Regions from separate parts of the Homo sapiens genome. Here region 1 is linked to region 2. The links are chromatin loops, found by intact Hi-C in ENCODE. Cell type or tissue: heart left ventricle. All regions are shown on one strand. Each heading gives the region's core, and the rest is flanking DNA. Links, peaks and the distances in the headings are about the cores only.

The links. A loop is a pair of places that touch in the nucleus more often than their neighbours do. Peaks named below come from ENCODE experiments on the same cell type or tissue, not always from the same donor. Only the 100,000 strongest peaks of a DNase experiment are listed, where the experiment ranks them.
Region 1: it touches region 2 in a loop (3-fold over the local background); 3 of 110 quality-filtered maps call a loop at or near these places.

Annotation. Positions count from the first base shown.
Region 1 is chr18:45,520,230-45,531,685 of GRCh38, forward strand. It overlaps a transcript of SLC14A2 not described here. Among named protein-coding and RNA genes, the nearest start is that of SLC14A2-AS1, 22 kb to the left of the region's middle. In heart left ventricle, for the core only: a CTCF peak has its summit at 5,980; no DNase peak of the experiment used is centred there; H3K27ac peaks cover 948 bases.
Region 2 is chr18:45,268,811-45,280,266 of GRCh38, forward strand. It overlaps a transcript of SLC14A2 not described here. Among named protein-coding and RNA genes, the nearest start is that of SLC14A2-AS1, 230 kb to the right of the region's middle. In heart left ventricle, for the core only: CTCF peaks have their summits at 6,905 (motif pointing right) and 7,105; no DNase peak of the experiment used is centred there.

The DNA of each region.
Region 1 (11,456 bases), core at 4,898-7,397, 250 kb after region 2:
TTTGCAGAAGCAGAGCCCATCATCAAATAGATATTGAGTCCCTAACAGGTATAAAGCCTCAACTAAAATCTCAAAAATTCCTTTCAGGAATATGAGTGTGCTACATGTGACTGTTGGCAGATCACCTGATGGAGACTTAGGATAATGGGTGGTGCAGGCTGCGAGTCCATGGGCATGCCTTAAACACACCCTTACCTTATGTCCCCCTGTCCCTGACCCAGTGCCCGCAACTGGGCTTTTACATGGTACTAAGCACTAAATAAATACCTTTTGAATGATGGACTAAATGCATTTAAAGTTGCATTTATTTCTGTTCTTTTTGATTAAAATGTATGGAATAAACTTTGCATGTCAAATGAGCTAGATCTTTATAGAGAAGTGTTTTTCTGGGCGTTTCCATCCTAAGGAGGTATGGCCCATGAGACAAGAAGCAACATGGTGTCCTGGAAAGAGCATGAAATTTCAGCATCAGAAAATGTGGGTTCTCACACATCTAGCTGTGTGACCTAGGGCAGTTACCTCAACCTCTGGGAACATCTATTTCTTCCTCTCTAGACCAGAGAGAACAATCTATCTAATTTGTGGGTTACCATGAGAAGATAAGGGAAAGGCTTACTAAGTGGCAAAGCCCAGGGCATATACAAGCTGTTAGGATCATGATTATTATTATGACCGAAAGTCTGCACAGGTGACAGGGCCTTGGTGATTGGGTGCTTCCCCAGCAGTGGGAATGGGTGGGCCTTCCTCCTCCCACCAGGTCCTCTGAGATACTCTAGAATCTTAACAGCTGGCCCAGGCAAGAGTAGTGTCTATGACCATCCAACAGGCCCACCTATGGCCTGGAAACATGACCTGCACCTCCCATCACCTCAGTTCTACATCAAGTGACCTGTCAACAGTCATATTTTTTAAGGGAATTTCTGAGAGCTTAGTTGAGGCTTTAACCTGATAGGGACTCAATGCCAGTTTGATGATGGGCTTTGCTTCTACATCATCTTGATTATCCTTACTGATGGAGAGTTGTGCTAGGCACTGAGTCCGACAGGGTTAAATGACTCATTCCAAGCTTACAGCCAAAGCATACTTGCAGTTTCTGGCATTGTGCTAAGGACTACTGGGAATGCAGAATACATAACTCAGAAAGAGTGCACAGGGTTAGGGATAGAGACTCACACAAGACAGACACTCAGTAACTGGATAGTACCATAAGCAGGATACAGCTCAGGGACCAGAGAGAGTAACACAAGAAAGGTACAAAAAAGACTTGGAAAATTGAGAGAAGCCAGAAAGAAGAGAGAGGACATTTAGATATGAGGTATAACTTTGGAAAAGACCTTCAGAAAGTAACCCTGTTTCCTTTTTCATTTTTTTTCTTTTTTAAATAAAATTACCTTTCGAGGAAACAGATTTACATATGAGATTATGTCTGGCTCAAGTGACCTTTAAAATCCATTGTATTCCATAAACCAGCAAGTCGCAAGATTTAATGTGCATCAGAATCACTTGGTGAGTGTGTCAAAAATGCAGGTTCCCACAGAATCAGAATCTCTGGAGCTGGCCCTCATAAATGCATTTGTTCTAAACAGCCAAGTGATTCTGGGACTCAAGCTGAGGGAGGCAGGAAGGGGTGTGGCTGATTGTGAGTGGGCATATTCATCCAGAAAGTAAGAGGTATTTTCCCAGAGGCCTATGGGGTAACTGGCCTTAGACATCGTTACTCTTTGAGCTATGTTTCATTTGAGGGCAGCTTGCCATGGAGGAAAGCGTGCTGGACTGGGAGTCAGCAGACTCATGTTCTAATCCTGCCTGGACTATTTGCCCCTTGGGCAATCTAAGGCAGTCTAAGGCAGTTATGTGCCTTTCTGACCTTCAGTTTGCACATCATATCAGTGGAGATCACCATCCTTCACGTGGGGTTACTGTGGATTTCAAATGGGAGCATGCATGTTAAAGCACCTTAAGAAATAGAAAGTGCTGTAGGAAAGTTGGCAGCGTCAAGTTCTGGGTATGATGTGTTGTGAAAAGGAGGCATTTTTTTATGTTTAGCCTTGCTATCCAAAACAGCTAAGCCCTAGAAGCATAAACACTATAAGCCCATGAGAAAATGTCCAGCTTGCAGTAATAAACTCGAGAAGGTAACCCCGGAAGGTGCACCCTTGACATTGCAGACCTGGGAGAGTTTGAGCCCTGCCATCCCCAGAGCGGCAGCTTCCCGGCACCATCCCTCAGTCCCTGCCTCTCATTCTGCTGGAGATGGCCCCGAGCTCAGGGCGGGAGCAATCCTACATAACTCACTACCCAGAATGGAAATGCCACATAGCACATTTAATTCTGCACTGACAGTTCTCGGGAAACAGGCCTAGTTCTCCATCGACCTCTAAAATAGATGATGGTTTTGGTAATAGCACTTTCTTCAGGAAATTCCATTCATGTTCATTCATTTATTTTAGACCACAAATATTCATGAATTTTGTACAGTGTGCTTGTTATTGTGGTTGTTGTTTGTTGCGTGAAGATTTCTGTTTGCTTGCTTGCTCACTTTACTCAGGCTCTCATTGGATTCCCCAATTCTTATTAACATGTGGATCATTAGAAAATCATATCACCAAACCAGCTATACCCTGTTGCCTTGGGCAATAGAAGTCAGAGGCCATTTTGCTGAGGACACCTGGTTTAAGCATCTGGGTTGCCAGGGGTTCCCATTTCTGCTAAGTTCCAACGCAGAGCATGCCATGGCTTGGCACGCATGCAACCAAAAAACTGATCTCTCCAAGTCATGGGTGAGAGGGCAGAGTGTCTTACCATGACCCCATAAGTGGTCTACGGCAAGCTGTAGTCTGCACTGGTCACTGGTGGGGTGTGGGGTGGGGGTTCTCCACTTTCTCAGCTGGTGAGAATTGTAGTTTACACTCAATTTGAGAAAAGGATTAAATAAACAAAGGAGGGAAATGCCAAGAAAGTTCCTCCAGCTCCAGCCCCAGCCCCTATGCTGAGTCTGGATAACCCAGCCAGACACCTTGAGATGTGGATAAGTATCACAAAGACAGGTCGCCCAGGGCAGGAGCAATCTATACTCCCATCACCAGGTTTTTTTTTTGTTTCTTTGTTTGTTTGTTTTGAGATGGAATCTCACTCTGTCACCCAGGCTGGAGTGCAGTGGCGCAATCTCGGCTCACTGCAACCTCCGGCTCCCTAGCTCAAGCGATTCTCCTGCCTCAGCCTCCTGAGTAGCTGGGATTCCAGGCACATACAACCACACCCAGCTTTTTTTTTTTTTTTTTTTTTAAGTAAACACGGGGTTTACACCATGTTGGCCAAGATGGTCTTGATCTCCTGACCTCGTGATCAGCCTGCCTTGGCCTCCCAAGGTGCTGGGATTACAGGTGTGAGCCACCACACCCAGCCACTAGTTATCATTCTTTAACCCCACGAAATCTCCCCTGTCTTTGGAGACCCAGTGCAAATGATACATCCTGCCTGTAACCCTCCCCACCTGAGACCTGCCTTTGCTCTGACACAGCAACTGCCTGGATCTCCACTGAGGGCTTCCTTTAAGGGCACTATTTCACTTTTCCCAGGTCGTCCAGATCTCTGGCCACATTTGTTGAGAACTTACCCTACACTAGGCTGTTTGTGTGCCTTTTACTGTTTAACCCTCACATCTGTCCTTTGAAGAAGATTTTGTCATCATTTTCAGATAAGAGAATGAGAGATGCAGAAAAATTAAGAAAGTTGCCCCAAAGACACATAATTTGTAAAGTACGGAGTTGAATTGAACCTCAGGACTGGACACAAAACTGGAGCTCACCTGAATACTCTGGGCTGCCTCTAATACCTGTCTTTCCTGGCTATTGTAAGGATTGGCAGTAACAAGTATAAAGCACCTGGATGGAGCCTGGTCCTTAGTGGGTGCTCAATAAGTGATCCTTATTACTACTATTACTTATTCTTTACTATTCTCAGCCTTAGACTGTGAGACTTGACTGTTTACAGACCTGTTTTCCTCTTGAACCTTGCATGGAGAGTGTATTTTATTCACTTAGTGCCCTCAACACCTCAACAAGTGTCTGGCTACCCAATGTTTTGTACTGATGAGGTCCTCAATAAATGCTTGTTCAATCCCATTGCACTGCATTCAACTCAGCTGGGACTTGAAGACCCAGTAGGGTGTGAATAGAATGCAAGAAAGAAAAGACAAAGGCAGTGAGAGGGATGTGCCCTTGATGGGGTGTGGGACCAGCCCAGCTGGACCTGAGGTGAGAGGAAGGGTTGGACACTGGCCTCAAGGAAGCCCAGAGCAGCCTGATCACCTATGGTAGGCAAGGTACCCTGAACATAGTTCCCTATCCAGCCCTATATATCCACATCAGAAGGCCAACAGATGACACATACACATGAAACTTTGGCATTTCATTCTTCTTAGTTCAGGGCTCATTTAGAGAAATGGGTAAGTGACAATCTTCATGGAAAGAACACAGGACCGTATACGAAAACACACAGGTGTAGACCTAACTGCTAAGCCCTTAAATGCCTCACCTGCCTTATCTGGCCTCAGCTGCTCCATATGAAAAATAAGATAGAGGCACCATGGCCCCACCAGCCCCTGCCCTTTTTCCTGCCCCATTTTCTCCTCACCCTAGCATTTGGAGTTGAAGGAAAGTTTTCTCCCAACTTTGGTGAGATTTCTGGTAGGACTAATTCAGGAGACTTAAAGCATCTCCTTATTATCAAGATGAAATGTTGAAGTCAAATTTGAAACTACAGGGATAATATAGAAAGCTTATGGGCAGCTTTTAATATCCACCTCCCTATTTAAATCTAGAACAATCTTATGCCTTCCAGATAAAAAGGATACCTCTTGGGGGTAATTCCCAAGATGTTTTTGAAATCTTTGCATATAGACACACACACACACACACACACACAAAACTCTCCTCCCTTCAGCTCCTTGTCCATCCTATAAAAATTTTCTCTCTGACCTACCTGGGGTATTTTCTTTAATGTGGCTGCTATTGGTAATGAATCAAATGCAGTATCTTGCAGTTAATCATAAAACTAAGCAAATGAAACAAGACTTCATGGGCCCATCCTTGGACTTCTGTCTCCCTGACTCCTCTTTTGGGAAAGGTTGAGTGGATTAGGCTTGAAGTGAATGACTGTAGTGCTGCTGGTGCATCCACCATGCATGTCTTGAAGAATGTCTCCTACCACTTCCAAGATCCCTAGAGATATGCAGCTTAGATATGCCTTGGCTCCATTTCCCTTTATTACTGGTTATTAACTCCTTTGACTTGTTCTGAACATGTGCCAAAGCCCTTGGCCCAGACACAGAAATGGCTTTTATTAAACACTAGTGATAAAAATATGCTTATATCACCCATGATGATTTCAAAATGCTCACAAACTTAACTATTTTCAATGCATTCCAATTAGCATTTGGTAGATCTGCCCAGGAGTTATCATCATCACATTTTAGATGATGCTTCCTAAGAGCAGGAGTGTATTTTCTGTTTGTGTCCATATGAACTGGGACCCATGAACATACAATGGGTCACAATGCAATAGCAACTCCCCATTTACAGTTGTACAAATTCAAATTTGCAGGAGATGTGCTGTTTTTAAAGTAGTTGGTGGTGGCCATTTTGTTTCTAGGTGTTTGCTGAGACATGATGGAATTCCAGGTGCATCTTCAGACTCTTTCATAGTGTAACAAATCTCAGCAAAATCAATTCAGTAGCTCAAAGGGTATTTGTAAGCAAAAAGGCAAGAAAATTTAAAAGTGCTAAATGGTAAATAAAAGCATCATTTTACTTGGTTAAATAAAGAAAGAAGGCAGTAAGGTATTGGAACGTTCCCCACATAAGGGATAGCTTCAGAGAAAATGAATTTACATTGTGGCTATAAGTATCTGGGTTATGCAGGGAAAGTCTTTAGTGCAGCGTATCTTAGCTTGCACAACCATTCTCTTCCCAACAGTGACCCCTCATGGTTTTTAGTCACTGGAATTCCCTGTCCAGCTGAAGGTAATAAAAAATCCTCTTAGCTGCTATGATCTGAGAGAACCTTGTGTGATACGGCCAGAAGTCACTGTCAGGATGCCTTGAGGCTGCAGCAAAATGTTCATTCCTAATTCTGGTGCCTGAGAGGCAGGCTTTTCTGAAGGCATTAACCAATAGGTTGGTGCTTTCAGACATCCTACCAATCAAAAACACCAGACTAAGTCTGCTTGGCACTATGGATATGGAAGAAAGAATCACAGGATATCTGAGTCAAGTAGCTTGTAATTTACTTGGAAAGATAAAGAAACTAACCAGAAAATCCAGTAAATGGAAAACAGTAGGGCCAAGCTATTGCTTCTGATAAGAAGTGATTTTGGAGTGAACTTGAGAGGTCAGTGAGGGATCATAGGGTGTATAATATTAGAGAACTGAGTCATATAGAGGGGGAAGATGGGTAGAATTCTGACTTAGCTGGAACAGAAAGTTCGTGGGGAAGAGGAAGGGGAAATACATTGTGGACAAGCAGAATGGAACAAGATTGTAAGGCCTGAGCCAGGCAAAGTAGGGTGGGTTCTTTTCTAATAGTCTGGATCAGGAAATTTATGGACAAGGAGGGAGTTGCTAAGAAATTCACCATGACCCCACAAAGAGCATGAATAGAGAAAACTTAATCATGGAAGGAGGAATCAGACAGGAAGAAGATTCTTGAAAATCAGAATAAGGGACATTGGATGGATAATAATGGAAGGCTATAAACAAAAAATGTCAGACCTACAAGGATCTTAGATGTAATCTACCAAAACCTTCATTTTTTAGACCAGAAAAGTAAGGCCCAGAGAGGGGCATGACTTGCCCAAAAGTCACATAGCTGGTCAATGACAGAGCTAAGATCTTCCAGTATCTGTTCCCAAGAATCTTCCAAGAAAAGGAAGTTTGGCTGTCTGTCCTGGAGAATTTAGGTGCTCCCTGTTCTGATGAGAAGCGTTGGGATGGCAGATTTATCAAGGTTCTGTTGAGCAATAGAATCCTGAGCCCTTAGGTGGCACCTCTCAGCTCCCGAGATGACGCTAACAAATCCAAGACTTGAGATGATTAGGAGTAAAGTTGCCTTTATGATCCCATTTTTTATCTCAAAAATCTTAACTCACACCCCTTTAGATGTCTCATTTATTATAGATGATGTTGATGGTGTTAGAGAAAACAGCTTAAGATAAAAGCAAGAAGACAGGCTTCCCTTAAAGTTAGCAATAGCAATAGAATTACATAAATTACTCAACTTATGCCTTAACCTATTCAACTTTTTGCAAAAAGAAAGACAACATTTAGAGAAAATAAATACATTCAAGTCTTTTCTACAGACTCATGATATGGGAAGGATGTGGCATTTGGAGTCCAAAGTCTCAGGTTAAGTTCTAGCCTGGATACTTATAGCAGCCATGTCCATTAGGCAAATCGTTTGTTCTAAGTCTATTTTTCTCAACTGTAAAGTTCAGTATCTAAGTCATAGAATTGTGAGGATTAAATGCAATGATATATTTTTAAGTGCTTTACAAATCTATAAATGGACATACAAATGTGAATGATTACAGTTCATAACTCTTGTCTACTATGCACAATTTCTCTCCTAGAAAGCTATTCTTGTGACCAAATCAACAGCTCTTTCCAAGAAAAAAAGACCTTATTGATGTGAAGTCTTGACACTGCCTCCTGGGAGCATCGTCCTGTAATCAAGGGCAGAAAACTCTGTGTGTGTACATGTGTGTAAATGCATGTGTGTGCCCATAGGGCCACCATTAGGCTAAAAGGCCCTTATGACATCCATGTGGGAATTATTTCCTCCTCCCTCCAGGCAGATGCAGCCCCATGCTAACTTGTGGAACAGGTTTGGTTTCAGGCCGCACTTACTCTTTTGACCAAAGTTACAACTGTTCACAACACCTGTGTGTGTGTGTGCGGGGGGGGGGGGGGGTGTCTATATGCGAAGATTTCAAAAACATATCAGAAATTACTCCCAAGAGGTATCCCTTTTTATCTGGAGGGCATAACATCGTTCTAGATTTATACAGGGAGGTGGATATTTAAAGCTGCCATTAATCTTTCAATATCATTCCTGTAGTTTCAAATCTGACTTCAAAATTGATGTAGAAAAAGACTCACTGACATCCTGACATCTCAGGATCCTACCTGTCACTTTACCTGGACTAAAGACCTTCGAACATCCATGCTGTCCAGGGGCACTCACCCCACAGGGTCATAAATCACAAATAGTTGTTCTTTATTTCAGTTTACTTCATGAATTAATTATGCAGCCAATAGGAACCCCATTTTTCCACCTCCCCCCGAATTAAAACACACACACACACACACACACACACACACTCGGCTCAGTCAAACCCTGATAGGTTCCATCTGAACCAGAACTATGGAAGATGGTGGAGATACACAGATGAACAAGCCCTGATCCTGGCACTCAAGTTACTTAGAGTCTCAAAATCTATTCAGTTAATTGAAAAAAAGTTAAATCTGTGCTAGATAGCACCCAAGGATGGCTGCTATCAATTCTTCCTTTCCCTATGTGCTCCTATCATCAAGAAGCAGAGGCTAGTTCACCCACTCTGGGGCTGGCCTCATGACTTTGTTTGACCAATAAACTATGTATGGTAAACATGGCACTGTGCCAATTTCAAGTTTAGACTAGAAGCTTCCACTTTTCTGCTTTCTGGGGAAGCCAGCGGCTATAAAGAAGCATAGGCTAGACTTCTGAGGGGTCAGATGCCACATGGAGAAAGAGAGGCCACATGGAGTAAAATCAAGACACCTTCCAGCCCTACCATCAGCTGAATGCAGCTAAGTGACCTGAGGGAACAAAAGAGCCTCCCAGCCAAGAGCCCTGCTCAAATTGCTGACTTGCAGAATCATGAGAAAAACGTAGTTTGGGGCTGTTGGTTAGGCAGCAATAACAAATTATTGGTGAGAAAACAAAATTATTGGTGAGAAAATTAACACAGTCAAAACAGCTATTTAACCTTGTGCAGAAAAAATACTGTTTTAAAAAGCAGACATCTCACTGTGGTCTACTTTCCAATTGGTTGTCTGGCCATATACTGACTGAGGTACTGCATATGAAACCCTATATGAAAAATCATGTGGACTGGAGGGAATCCAAGAGACAGAAGTTGTGGTTCCTACAACCTGGTACTTCCTCCTCACCTAGATGGTTTTCCATAAGAAAAAAAAATTATGTCTTCCATTTCTTTGGCACTGTCCTATTAAAGATCTCTGCATATTATGCCGAGCGCATATGGGCCATCAATGAATATAAATGGATTGAGTTTGTAAAGTTTAACTCAAATTTCAATCCCCAGTTTTTTCCACCCTCTGCCTTTCGATCTTTAGTCCTGTTACATTGAGGCCCAAGACTTAGGGTTGAATTGAAGTATCTCGGTCAGCAAGAGAAAAGGAGTTTTGACTTAAGAACTCAAGGCCTAGGAGAATGGGGTCACATGGTCACTTCACATGTTCTCTTTAGCACACCATTCCTGCATGGAATTCCATCTCTGAAGCCCTTTGGTGGGGGGCTATCTTGTATGTGACAGTTTAAAGTAAAAGTGTCTGGAATGGAGTTTCCTACAGCCTTCAATTCCTCAAAATAGGCATAAAAGAGTGCCAGACTCCTAACGTATTCTCAGGCTTCCAAGCCAGGCACCAAGATGGTTCACATCTACTCCTACAAGAAGCTCTCATTGAACCAGCATCATTCTCTGAGAAAGAGGACCTTGCCTGCTTAGTTGGTAGGTGTCCCATACAAATTTTTGTTCAAGGACTCGTTAGGAAACATGATATGGTATACAAGTGAATTTCCTAGAAATTAAAAAACACAGCCATTCAAACAACCCTTCTTTTCTTTCATTCATGAAGTGTTTATTGAGTATTCACTGTGTGCTAAGCATTGTGCTAGGTACTTGGGACGTTGAATACAAATCAAGGTTCCTGTGCTCAAGCGAATCTCATTAACAATAACCTTTTTAAAAAATTTGGCTGATGTTTGTTGTCAATTCTCCTGACAGAGATTATTTCCTCCTTACTTTCCTATAAAGCAAATGCTAAAATGAAATGAAGGCTCTTCTCCATAACTCATTATTAAATAAGACAAAAATATCATAGACTACTAAATCTACAAAAACATAGAAATATCCTTGTATTTCTGTGTTTTTGTGTTGAATCTAGACAGGTTTTCTTTTATATCTCATACTATCAGCTTCATTTCTTCCTAATGCCAGCACCTCTCATAACCCACTTGCTATTCAGGTTCTCCATATCTAGTCTTCTGTAAGTCTTGGGAACCATCTATGTCTAAATATGTTAGAAATGTGTGTCAAACAATGGCCAATAAAGTGCTGCTTGAGAGCCTAAGAAGAGAAGGTACATGAGCTTTAGTTATTGAAAAAATTCTGTCTGCCACCTTTTCTATTTTTTTATTATTATTATACTTTAAGTTTTAGGGTACATGTGCACAACATGCAGGTTTGTTACATATGTATACATGTGCCATGTTGGTGTGCTGAACCCATTAACTCGTCATTTAGCATTAGGTATATCTCCTAATGCTATCCCTCCCCACTCCCCCCACCCCACAACAGTCCCTGGTGTGTGATGTTCCCCTTCCTATGTCCATGTGTTCTCATTGTTCAGTTCCCACCTATGAGTGAGAACATGCGGTGTTTGGTTTTTTGTCCTTGCGATAGTTTGCTGAGAATGATGGTTTCTAGCTTCATCCATGTCCCTACAAAGGACATGAACTCATCATTTTTTATGGCTGCATAGTATTCCATGGTGTATATGTGCCACATTTTCTTAATCCAGTCTATCATTGTTGGACATTTGGGTTGGTTCCAAGTCTTTGCTATTGTGAATAGTGTCACAATAAACATACGTGTGCATGTGTCTTTATAGCAGTGTGATTTATAATCCTTTGGGTATATACCCAGTAATGGGATGGCTGGGTCAAATGGCATTTCTAGTTCTAGATCCCTGAGGAATCGCCACACTGACTTCCACAATGGTTGAACTAGTTTACAGTCCCACCAACAGTGTAAAAGTGTTCCTATTTCTCCACATCCTCTCCAGCACCTGTTGTTTCCTGACTTTTTAATGATCGCCATTCTAACTGGTGTGAGATGGTGTCTCATTGTGGTTTTGATTTGCATTTCTCTGATGGCCAGTGATGATGAACATTTTTTCATGTGTTTTTTGGCTGCATAAATGTCTTCTTTTGAGAAGGGTCTGTTCATATCCTTCACCCACTTTTTGATGGGATTGTTTGTTTTTTTCTTGTAAATCTGTTTGAGTTCATTGTAGATTCTGGATATTAGTCCTTTGTCAGATGAGTAGGTTGCAAACATTTTCTCCCATTCTGTAGGTTGCCTGTTCACTCTGATGGTGGTTTCTTTTGCTGTA
Region 2 (11,456 bases), core at 5,757-8,256:
AGCATGAACTATGAGAGTTATTGAGAAAGTCTATTGTCCAGCAGGTTAGAGCAGCAAAGGTGGAGGAATTGAAGTGGAGGCACCAAGGGGAGTTCTGATCTGGGTGGAAAGAGTCTTCAGCATCACTTTGCCTCCTTTATGCTGTTGGTGTGTTTGTGTGTGTGTGTGTGTGTGTGTACAAAACGGGATGGGAGGAGGCATGGGTCACTAACAATGATCATTGACAGAAGGAGGGAAATCCTGAGGGGGATTCCTTCTTCCCAAAAGAAACCTGAATGATCCAAGCTTTATAGGCCAAATCAAGATAAAACAATGAGAATGACCTGGACCTCTCAAGGCTCTCCCCTTTCATTTTCACTGCTAGGGCCCTCTTCACTCAAAAGCAGAGTGGATAGGCTGGATTTCAGTTGTGCTAGGAAGATTCTTCTCACGTGGTTGGTGCCTAAAGGACATTCCTCTGGTATAAGACTTTGTTTTAAAGTGAGTATATGCCATGTAGAAAAACATGATAAGGTTTTAGCTGTCATTTGTACATTACTGAGGCTGTTCTTCAAATCCTTCCATTTAGGGCAAGAAGTAGAGGGCAGGCATTGATAGATGGGGAGTGTAGCTAATAGTGCTAATGTCCACAGCCCCCAGCGTCACTGTCTCCCATATGACGTCTTACCACAATTCACTGAGACTGCCTGAGTGCCAGGGGTTAATGCCTAAGCTCCAGCCACCAACCCCTCCATCATCAGTCAAACTGCCTTTGACTGATGATGAAATAGATGAAATGCCTGCAGTCCAGACTTTTTACCACCTCTGCACTACCTTCGAGACAAGACCATAGCTGCTCATAATTGCGCGTACTATGTGCTTCCCAATCTCTCACAAGCCACATATTTAGACTTCATGTAACTGTGTTGCTATCCCAAAGAGACACCAGGATAAAGGGGGGAACATCAGAGCATTCTTTTTCACTTCAGCTGAGATAAAATCTTGTGTCAGTTTGAGTCCAACTGTATGAAACAAAGCTGTCAAGGCAGTTGCATAGATCATATCGTACCATTTATTTATCATGTATTAGAGAGTGTTTTTGGTCTCTTTTTTTCTATATGTGAGAATTAGTTCTCAGCATTTCTATTTAACTTTTATATGAACATTTAACTACTTGTGGCCTTTCTTCTACTTCTCCTATAGTTTGAGGAGAAAAACATATTTACATTCCCCAGATCCTAATGTAGGGCTTTAACAGATATTTGCATTAAATAAACTGCCTTTGACTGATGATGGAGGGGTTGGTGGATGGAGCTTCCTCATCATTTGATAGGACAACGTCAAAGCCTAAACCATACACTCTTCCCAGTGTCCACAGCAGAGTTGGACCCTACTTGCCCTTAGCAAGCAGCTACTCACTAATGTACTCTGTGTGGGTTTCCTTTCCTTCTCATCACCTTTTCCCACTTTTCTACTGGTTCTTCTGTTGTTCACATCCCAAATAAACAATTTGCACCCAGTTTTTTTAGTTAAGATATTCTCCTGGGAAAACTCAACCCAAGACAGGAAGGCAGGAAAGAACTAGAGGGAAGAGAAGCCACTTTCTGCTACCTTCCTAATGTTGTTGAGGTCTGCCCCAACTTCTTCCTGGTGCTGCATGCTTGCTACTCTGATGAGAGCCATAAAACTATAAATCATTTGGTTCTAAAACTTTATTTTATAGACCAAGTCTGAGAGGCTAAATGACTCATTCTAGATTACTTAGACAGCTAGTGGCAAAACTGGGACCAGAACCCAGTTGTGCTTAGTTCCTGCAATAAGCTGTTAGCTTGTGCAAAAAGTATGTGCTCATTGGATCTCTATCATAACAATAACTGGCACTGATAAAGAAAACTGATATTTGTTTTGTCTCTACATCCCATCCATCTTTGGATATTTCTATGAGATCTTAAGAAGTATTCAAGTCCAGAGCCTGCCAAGAAAAATCAGATTCAGGTAAAGATGTAGCTAATAATGGAATGCAATTGGCTAAGAGATGGAGTTACTGGACTCTAGCTCAGCCTAAGTCTACAACTAGATCTTGGGCTTCACTCACCAAAACCAGCAAATGCAAAAATACTCTAAAAAAGTGAGAAAGCCTGAAAGAAAGCCTTGTTGATTTTAAGCAGATACAAATTTAGCTTTCAGCAGGATATCAGTAAATATAGCAGGAAAATGCCTTCCTTTATGTGTGTAAGGTAAAACAATTCTGCAGCAACTTCCCTTCTCTGCTTCCCACACACTTGCTTCCCCTGAAGCTTAGATGGTGGATCCCACTTTCAGATAAAGAACATTGGTGATGCATCCACTTGAAAATCAAGTGACATTTGCAGAGCCTAACCAAGTTAGAAGAACAAAGGAAAAAGTAATTCTTATCTGAGCAAGTAATGCTTGTCAGCTCTTCCCCAAAGGAAATGCCCTCTGTTGTGTAGACATCTTAGTGGCTGGGCCAGTCCAGTTTTAGTTCTTTCTAGCAATGGTTATTTTTTCCTTTTCCCTTGGGAGGTGATTCTAGGAGCTAAAAGATCATGTTAGCACAGATTGTAGAAAAATCAGGAAATTTATGACTTGAATGGAAATACAGACTGATGATTAACTGTAATTCATGACATTATGCAAAAGAAGATAGCAGCTGGAAAGCAACTTTAAAAGTATCAGCAAAACATGCAATGATAAAATGCTACCTACAGTGAACAATCTGAAACACAAATCAAAAAGTAATCCCTTTTACAATAGCCACAAATTGAATACCTAGAAATTAAAAAGAAGTGAAAGAATTCTATAATGAAAACTATAAAACACTGATGAAAGAAATTGAAAAGAACACCAAAAAATGGAGAAATATTCTATGTTCATGGATTGGAAGAATCAATATTGTTAAAATGTCCTTACTACCCAAAGCAATCTACAGATTCAATGCAATCCCTATCAAAATATCAATGACATTCTTCACAGAAATAGAAAAAAAATCCTAAAATTTATATCGAACCGCAAAAGACCCAGAATAGCCAAAGCTGTCTTAAGCAAAAAGAACAAAACTGGAGGAACCACATTGCCTGACTTCAAATTATACTACAGAGCTATAGTATCCAGAACAGCATGGTACTGGCATAAAAATAGGCACATAAACTAATGGAACAGAATAGAGAACCCAGAAACAAATCCATACATGTATAGTAAACTCATCTTTGACAAGGATACCAAAAACATACACTAGGGAAAAGAGAGTCTTTTCAATAAGTGGTGCTGGGAAAACTGAATAGCCATATGCTGATAAGGATGTGGAGAAAAGGGAATCCTTTTACACTCTTGGTGGGAATGTAAATTAGTACAACCACTATGAAGAATAGTTTGGAGGTTCCTCAAAAAACTGAAAATTCAGCTACCATATCATCCAGCAATCCCACTGCTGGGTATATATCCAAAAGAAAGGAAATCATCATATTGAAGAGATGTCTGTACTCCTGTTTGTTGCAGCACTGTTTACAATAGCCAAGATTTGAAAGCAACCTAAGTGTCCATCAACAGATGAATGGATAAAGAAAATATGGTACATCAACATGGATGGAACTGGAGATCAATATATTCCATCCATGTTGTTGCAAATGTTGCAACAACATTTTACTATGTTAAGTGAAATAAGCCAGACACAGAAAGAGAAACATCACATGTTCTCACTTATTTGTGGGATCTAAAATTCAAATCAATTGATTTTTAGTAGTAGTACCCTTCTAGTTTCGTGGACATAGAAAGTAAAATGATGATTACCAGAGGCTGGGAAGGGTAATGGGAGGTTGAGGGGTAGATGAGGATGGTTAATGGGTACAAAAAATAGAATGAATGAATAAGACCTACTATTTGGAAGCACAATAGGGTGACTTTAGTCAATAATAACTTAGTTGTATATTTTAAAGTAACTTAAAGAATATAATTGGGTTGTTTGTAAATCAAAGGATAAATGCTTGAGGGGATGGATACCCCATTCTCCTTGTTGTGCTTATTTCACATTGCATGCCTGTATCAAAATATCTCATGTACCCCACAAATATATGCACCTACTGTGCACACACAAAAATTTTTTTAAAATAAAAGCTACCTAAGCCAGCAACTGAATCCCTTATAGGGAGCCTAGTCATTAAGTAAACCCTACACTGCTATATCCATCAGGAATCGTGCAATTGCAAATATCGGAATAATGGACTTGACTGACTTAAACTAAAGCATGATTTTTTTTCACTCATCTATCTGAAATGTCTAAGAGTTTCAAGCTCAGATGGATCGAGGTGTCCCGATATCATCAGATCGGGGTTTTTGCTCTATTACTCGACTCTCGCTTTGCTATGTACTGGTTTTATTTTCAGTGGTTTTATCCATTGAAGAAGTAAAATGACCATCCAACAGTTCCAAGATTACATCCTCATAGCTGTAAGCTCAGCAGTAAAGAGAGAATAATTTTCTCAAAATAGTCCCAGAAGTCTTGTAACTGCCTTGTTGGCTCTGATTGGGTCACATTCTCATCCCTGAACCATTCACTGTAGACAGGAAAATGGGATGCTATGATTGGTTAGGCTTGAGTTATCTTCTCTGGAGGTAAAATCAAGATAACGTTCAAACCATAGAGCCTTTAAATGGGTAGGTAAGAATTTCCCAGGAGAAAAGCGTTGTCCTACAGATGAAGAGGGAACAGGTAGTGTGCAATACAACCATCAAATACTTCTACACTCTAGACTTGACTTTTTTCTGATAATGTGTGTGTATTTGTGGAAAGGAGTGGCCAAGAGGAGAAGGAGGAAGCACAAACAGGTGAGCAGAGTAATTGGGTGTGCAAATGAAGTCCAATAGTCTTTTTAAAAAAGCATTAACCAGGAGCTAGGAGGCAAGATGTAGGCCAACAGCTTGAAAAACAAGCTGAATCCAATGTGTTAGCACAGATTGTACTTTGGGTGACACAAAATTCTCTTCTCGTTTGGAAATTAAAGCTTAACTGTGACATCTGCAAGGCATTTTTTCTTCTCTGGACTCTGTGTGAGCATCTATAGAACAGTATTGAAGGGTGAAGAAAATTTAGATCAACTGAATACTAAGATTCCATTATGCTGTAAATGTGTTATATTTAACATTTAATGCATTTTATTTAATTTGAGTTTTAATTCTAAGACAGAACTAATGAGAATTAGGTGCAAGAAAAAATGCAATACAATGCACACTGCTTCCTCATATCTTTGATTCCATCTATGTGATAACAGGCTTACCAGGAATCCCTTGTATTGGTGATAGCACAACCTAACTTGACCAACAATGACACCCACAACTCTGAGATCTTCTGTTAGTGTGTGGGGGTAGGGGAGGCCAAAGTACATGAATCAGCTGTGATTTGGCTGGGTTCTCTCACCCATGTTGACTTTTCCTGGGTCAATTCATGCAAGATGTGTGTTGTTCTTGTTAACGAGGCTAAACATCTGGCTGAATGAGAAAATTTTAGTCTGCTACTTGCTTAAATAGCAAAATCTAAACAATCTACTAAGCTGAAGGGTTTTTTTCTTCTACTTTATTTTTGGAAGTCTTTGGGGTTAAATGATGCCTTGACCATTGTTTGCCAAGGCCAAGACTCAGCTATAGATCTTTTTTTAATCTTTCCTTATAGTTGTAGTCCAAGCTTTCACAAGGTCCAGGTTTTCCAAATCTCTGATTACTCCACGGTTATGGATGCAACATCTTGTTACGCTGCCTTTGTTCTTTGAGTTACTCACAGGGTAGGAAATCCAAGCTCTAACAAATTCTTACTTTCTCAAGGCAGGATACTGCCAGTCAACAGATGTCTGGGTTGGGACTACCACAACCCAAGATTTACAGCAATATCCTCAGATCCAAATATATAATTAATTCTGTGGTAGTAGTTTGGGCCTTGCCCAAGGGAGTCTGGCCCACTTAATTCTCTGTGACTTCCTTGATAACTCAATTCATTTGTCCTCTTGAACATCATTTGCTCCTTATTGAACACATCCAAGTCTCCCTAGAGAACGTGATTTTTGGTGTGTGTTTCTCAAGCAGAGCTCTTCCAGAACAGTTTTTCTAGACTTGATTCCCTGTTTTGATAGATGCATTTGAAGGTCTCTTCCAGGGAGAAGCTGTAGAGATGCGTTGACTGAATTATCTTTCTTAAGATTTATCCTTAGTTATGATTTTTCCTTTTTCCAATTTATGATTATATTTCTCTGTAATACTTTATTTAAATCAAAACATTATAGAACATAGAGCTTGGAAAGGGGTTGGGGGTGGAGGCAAGTAAAGCACTGTTTTTCACATTTCAGGGAACATGTGGTAGTTTCACATTTGCAGTGACCTTATTATTCGACAAAAATGAGTAATAATGAAAAAGTATGTGCAAAGAATAAAAAGATGGAACAAATACTTCAAAATTTTCTTACAGGGTTTTGAAAAACTATATCTCCACTACATTGGAAAAAGTGTCATATTTGTTCAATTCATGTAAGACCAATGGTTGTATTCATCTCTCACAAAGAAAATATATAAGATAAACTCAATAAGTACTGAACGAATTGTTGACTAAAGATGATGGAGTAGTTTTGCAAACCAGTGTTACTCACCTTCCTCTTTTCCATACACTGCTCCTCTCTGTCCTGCAACAATGAGATGGTGCAAAGACAGCAGGGTATAAAAGAAAGTGCATAGGATTTGGAAGGAAGATAGCGGTTTCCTCTTTTTAAGTCGGGGATGAAGGTACCCATATGCCAGAGCTATTGTGATCAATGAATTAGACAGTATATGTAAAGAACTTAAAATTGTGCATGCTTATTTAAGGTGCTCCAAAAAAGTGACTTCCCCTGAAAGTACTATGCCTGCAGTTCTGTTCTCTACCACTAGGTGGAAGTAGTCTCATTAAAGAGAGTAATAGATTTCATCTCTTTTTTTACTAATAAAGTGATCAGTTGTTTACTATTTGGAGATCAAAATCCCTGTCTTCACTGAGCTTACATTTCAATGAGGGAGATAGATAACTTTTTTAAAAAATAAATCAATGCAAAATATGCAGGTCATTGAGAAATGCTAAGAAGAAAAAGCAGGTTAAAACAGAGAATTAAAGAATAAAGGTGCTGTTTTTGACTATATGGTCAGGAAAACCTGTTTGCGAAGATGGCATTTGAGCAGAGATCTAAGTCAAAAGACGAAATGAGCCATGACAGATAACTGAGGGAAAAGTGCTGCAGACAGCTGCAACAGCAAGTGCAAAGGCCCTGAGGCTGGCTGCTTGTGGGCAGTGGGTTTCAATAGAAGTGTGTGAGGCAGAGAGTATAGGTAAATGTAGTCTGTGGGGTACCTGGGGCAGATCATCTAGAGCCCTGTAGGTTGTGGTAAGAAAATATTTCACAGGCGGCATATTTCATTTATTTATTCCTTTAGCAAGTTCACTCATGTGTGAATCAGATGCTATGCTAATAGGGACCCAATAGAAATACAGAATTTTCAGTGCAGGTGCCTGGTTACTATAACAGAGGTGTGTACAAAGTGTAAAGGGGACATAGAAGAGGCTTTGAAATCTAAGGAAGTCAAGAAAGACTTAGAATATCAGCTTTGAGAAGTGAATGTTGAATAGGAGTTTTCTAAGCCAACAAAGAGGTAGAAAGCAAGGAAGGTAGGATAAAACTACAGATAATAGCAGTCAGAAATTGGAGAGTGTGGTGTGTTCAGGAACATCATTGATATCTGATAGAAAAAGCCTGCAATACTGCATGTGATTTAATTTTTTTAAGTTATATTGAACAAAAATTTATTAGACATTACCTATGTTAACATTGAGTTAGAATACAATTTGGAACAAGCTTAAAGTAAATTGTATTCCTAAGCACAGATTGGTGACATAGAAATAACTGAATTATCATCAAGTACTCCTAAGTTACATTTTATTTTATTGGTCTGCAACCTCCAATGCAAAACTGAATTACTGTACCGGTGCCCAGGACAAGCTACACCGTAAAGGTTGATGTTTAGACCCGACTTTCCACTGTAGCCCTGGCTGCTTCGACCAGTGATACCACTTTGCTTTAATTGCTTGTCTTCTCTGGTAGACTTAAAACCAATCTCTCTTTATTGATGTTAATAATAGTGATCCTGGGCCTTTGGCCTTTATCTTCTTTATTCTCTCCTATTAGTTAAAATTGTCCTGAAAACAGAGAATAATACGAATGTACCATTTTCCTTAGCCTGTCATGGGAGCCAATCAGTCATCTCAGGAAGAAACACTTCTTAGCTGACTTTCCCAGAAGATTGACACTTAGCACTTGAATTTCCTTGGCGGATAAGAAATAAATAACCTACATATAGCATCTTATGGTTTCCAGTTCTGCTACATATTAGCTGTATGACCTCGGACAAGTAACCATATTTTATGAATTTAAAAATCCAAAGATTGTCAGATGCATCCTTAATTCAGACACATTAAAATATAAAAAGAAAAAAAGCCCAACACATTATAAGATGCCACAACTTTATAATGCATATCTATTCCAGAATGTTAAAATGTGAAACTATATTTGTTTAAAATCTGAAAAATACATAGTAGTTAGTTTTTCTTTTTTTCTTTTTTTTAGAAACAGGGTATTGAAGGCTGAAGCGCAGTGGTGCGATCATAGCTCACTGCATCCACCAACTCCTGGGCTCAAGCGATCCTCCTACCTCAGCCTCCTGAGTAGCTGGTACTATAGGCATATGCCACCACACCCAGCTAATATTTTAATTTTTTGTAGAGACAGGGTCTTGCCATGTTGCTCAGGCTGGTCTTAAACTCCTGGACTCAAGCAATCCACCCACCTTGGCCTCCCAAAGTGTTGGGCTTACAGGCATGAGCCACCGTGACCGGCCTACCTAGTTTGTCTAAGCCTCAGTTTCTACCTTATAAAGTTGTTTTGAAGATAAATGAGAAAACATATGTAACACAGGATATGATATACAAGAAGCACACAAAAATGTGCAGAGAACAAAAAGTTTCTGTACTTTATTTTCTGTTCTAAAGGGGTTTCCTTTTTCCTACCTTCTGAACACATTTAACATTTATATGAACAGTCTCACATTGTGGATTTCTCCCAGTAAGTACACGCTGCTTTTACTCCACCTCCCCCTCCATGCCAGACTGACTCCTTATAACTGAACTCATGCAGGAGGACTTTACCTATGAGGTCAAACTCATGTATAGTTAGGGCGTTCCCCAAACACTCCTAAATTCTGTAATAAACATTGTGACTCTGAGGTTTAGTGAACATATGGTATTGACAAAGAGCTATTTCCAGGAGCTTTCCATTGTAACTCACAGCCCTTGAGATGAATCAATGACTTCCTCATAGAGGGTGGGGTTTTCTGATATTTATTCAGTGTGACATTCTTGTGCTTTTGGTGGAAGGAATATAAGATTCCCTGTTAAGACAGGGTTTCTCAATATCGACACTACTGATATTTGGGGTCGGATAATTTTTTGTTGTGAGAATCTGTCCTGTGCATTTTATGATGTTCAGCAGAATGCTTGGCTCTGGCTACCAGATGCCAATAGCACCCACCGGTTGTCAAATATCCCCTGGGGGTAATAAATTTGCCCAATTAAGAATCACTGTGTTAGAGCATCAGATGCAGTAATTCTCACTGACCCTGGCTGAGCACCTGAGTTGGGCAGGAAATAATAAACTTGGCTCACCCATATCACAGGATCACTGTGATGGGCAAAAGGGAAGGAGCTTATGAAGTGCTGTGCCAATACAGTCATTCCTCAGTATACAAAGGGGACTGGTTCCAGGACCCCTAAGTATACCAAAATCCATGCATACTGTAGTCCCATAGTCAGCCCTGTGAAACCTGTATATACTTGGATTTCACATCCACAAATACTATATTTTCAATAGTGTCTAGTTGAAAAAAATCCACATATAAATGAACCTGCACAGTTCAAACCCGTGTTGTTCAAGGGTAAGCTGTATTATCGATTATAATTTTCCACCCAAAACCTGAAGGGTTTGGTTTACTTTTCTAAACAGCGTGGTTGCTAACTGGTGCTTACCACTGCACAGCCACTGTATGGGAGGCGTGATGTAAAACACTTTGTATACATGATCTCACAACAGTCCCAAAAGTTTCTATCTATCCATAGATAGAAACAAGTACGAGAGAGATAATAAGTAACTTGACCAAGGCCACATGCAGTAAATTGGGGAGTTGAATCCTGCCCAGGCATGCTGGCCCAGGGCCTGGTTCTGATCAGTTCTGCAGGCCACATGGAGGGTTCAGCTCCCCCTCAGCAGACAACTACTGACTGTCCAGTGGGCCAGGTTCTATGCGTGATGTCAAGGGATTAAAGGGAACATGCCGACAGCAGTAACAGGTTGTCTGAGATATTTTAGGATAATTATGAAGGAGAAATAGGAAGACCCTGAAATTTATGTACAATATTTTCTAGCAAAAACAGGTCACTTGAAGCATTTCTGATGAATTTACGGGCAAAGGTGAAGTTTCCTCGTACTGCTCAGGTCTTCCTCATATATCACTTTGAGGGCTTGCAGTAAAAAGGGATGGATGGAGTCAAATACCCTTTCCTTTGTTGACAACCTGTTGGAAAGCAGGGACTTGACAGTATTTTTCTCTTCTGAACTGTTTTCAAGTGATCTGAATGTGGTTTCCATGTGATCATCTACTACTATTGGGTTTTGTTGGGGGGTGGGGACACAGAGTGTGTAGTTTACTTCCATCTCATGCCTTGAGCAGATGAACCAGTGGTACCAAAGCAGAAGATCTTTTTGCCAGGAGAGTCAGTCTCTTCTGTGATTCCTTTTACCAAGCAGGTGATGACTTTTGAGGCTTTTTATTGTGCAAAGCCCCAAATGAGAAACAAAGAGGCTTTAGACACAGCCTCTGCCTACCCTTAAGAAACTTACAACCATCCAAGGCTCACATACATAAAAAACACAAAGCGACCCATGAGAACAGAAGCTGCCATCAGTGAAGAATCCACTCTGCAAGACATTTAATAAGTAACCTCAGCACTGTTCACATTCTAGGCTGCATAGTTCTTTGATGTGGTGGTTGGAGGGTGTCCTGTGCCTTTGGGATATTTAGCAGCTTCCCTGGTCTCTACTCACTCGGTGCCAGAATCCACACCCCCACCCCTGTGGTTGTCACAACCAAAAAATATCTCTACACATTGCCAAATGTCCCCTGGTGGGAAAGTGCTGATCTATTTCTAACAAACCTGCTATTTGTGCTGCGTACTGTTCACTCCTCAAACCAGGAAACTGAGGCTCCAAGACGGTAAAAACCTTGTTCCAGAGCACACAACTAATGAGAGGCAGAGGTAAGATTTGAAAGGAACCTTCCTGACCTCAATGGGGTTGTAGCCCCACTGCCTGCCAGGAGCTAAGGGCGCCGCTGATGTGCACAAC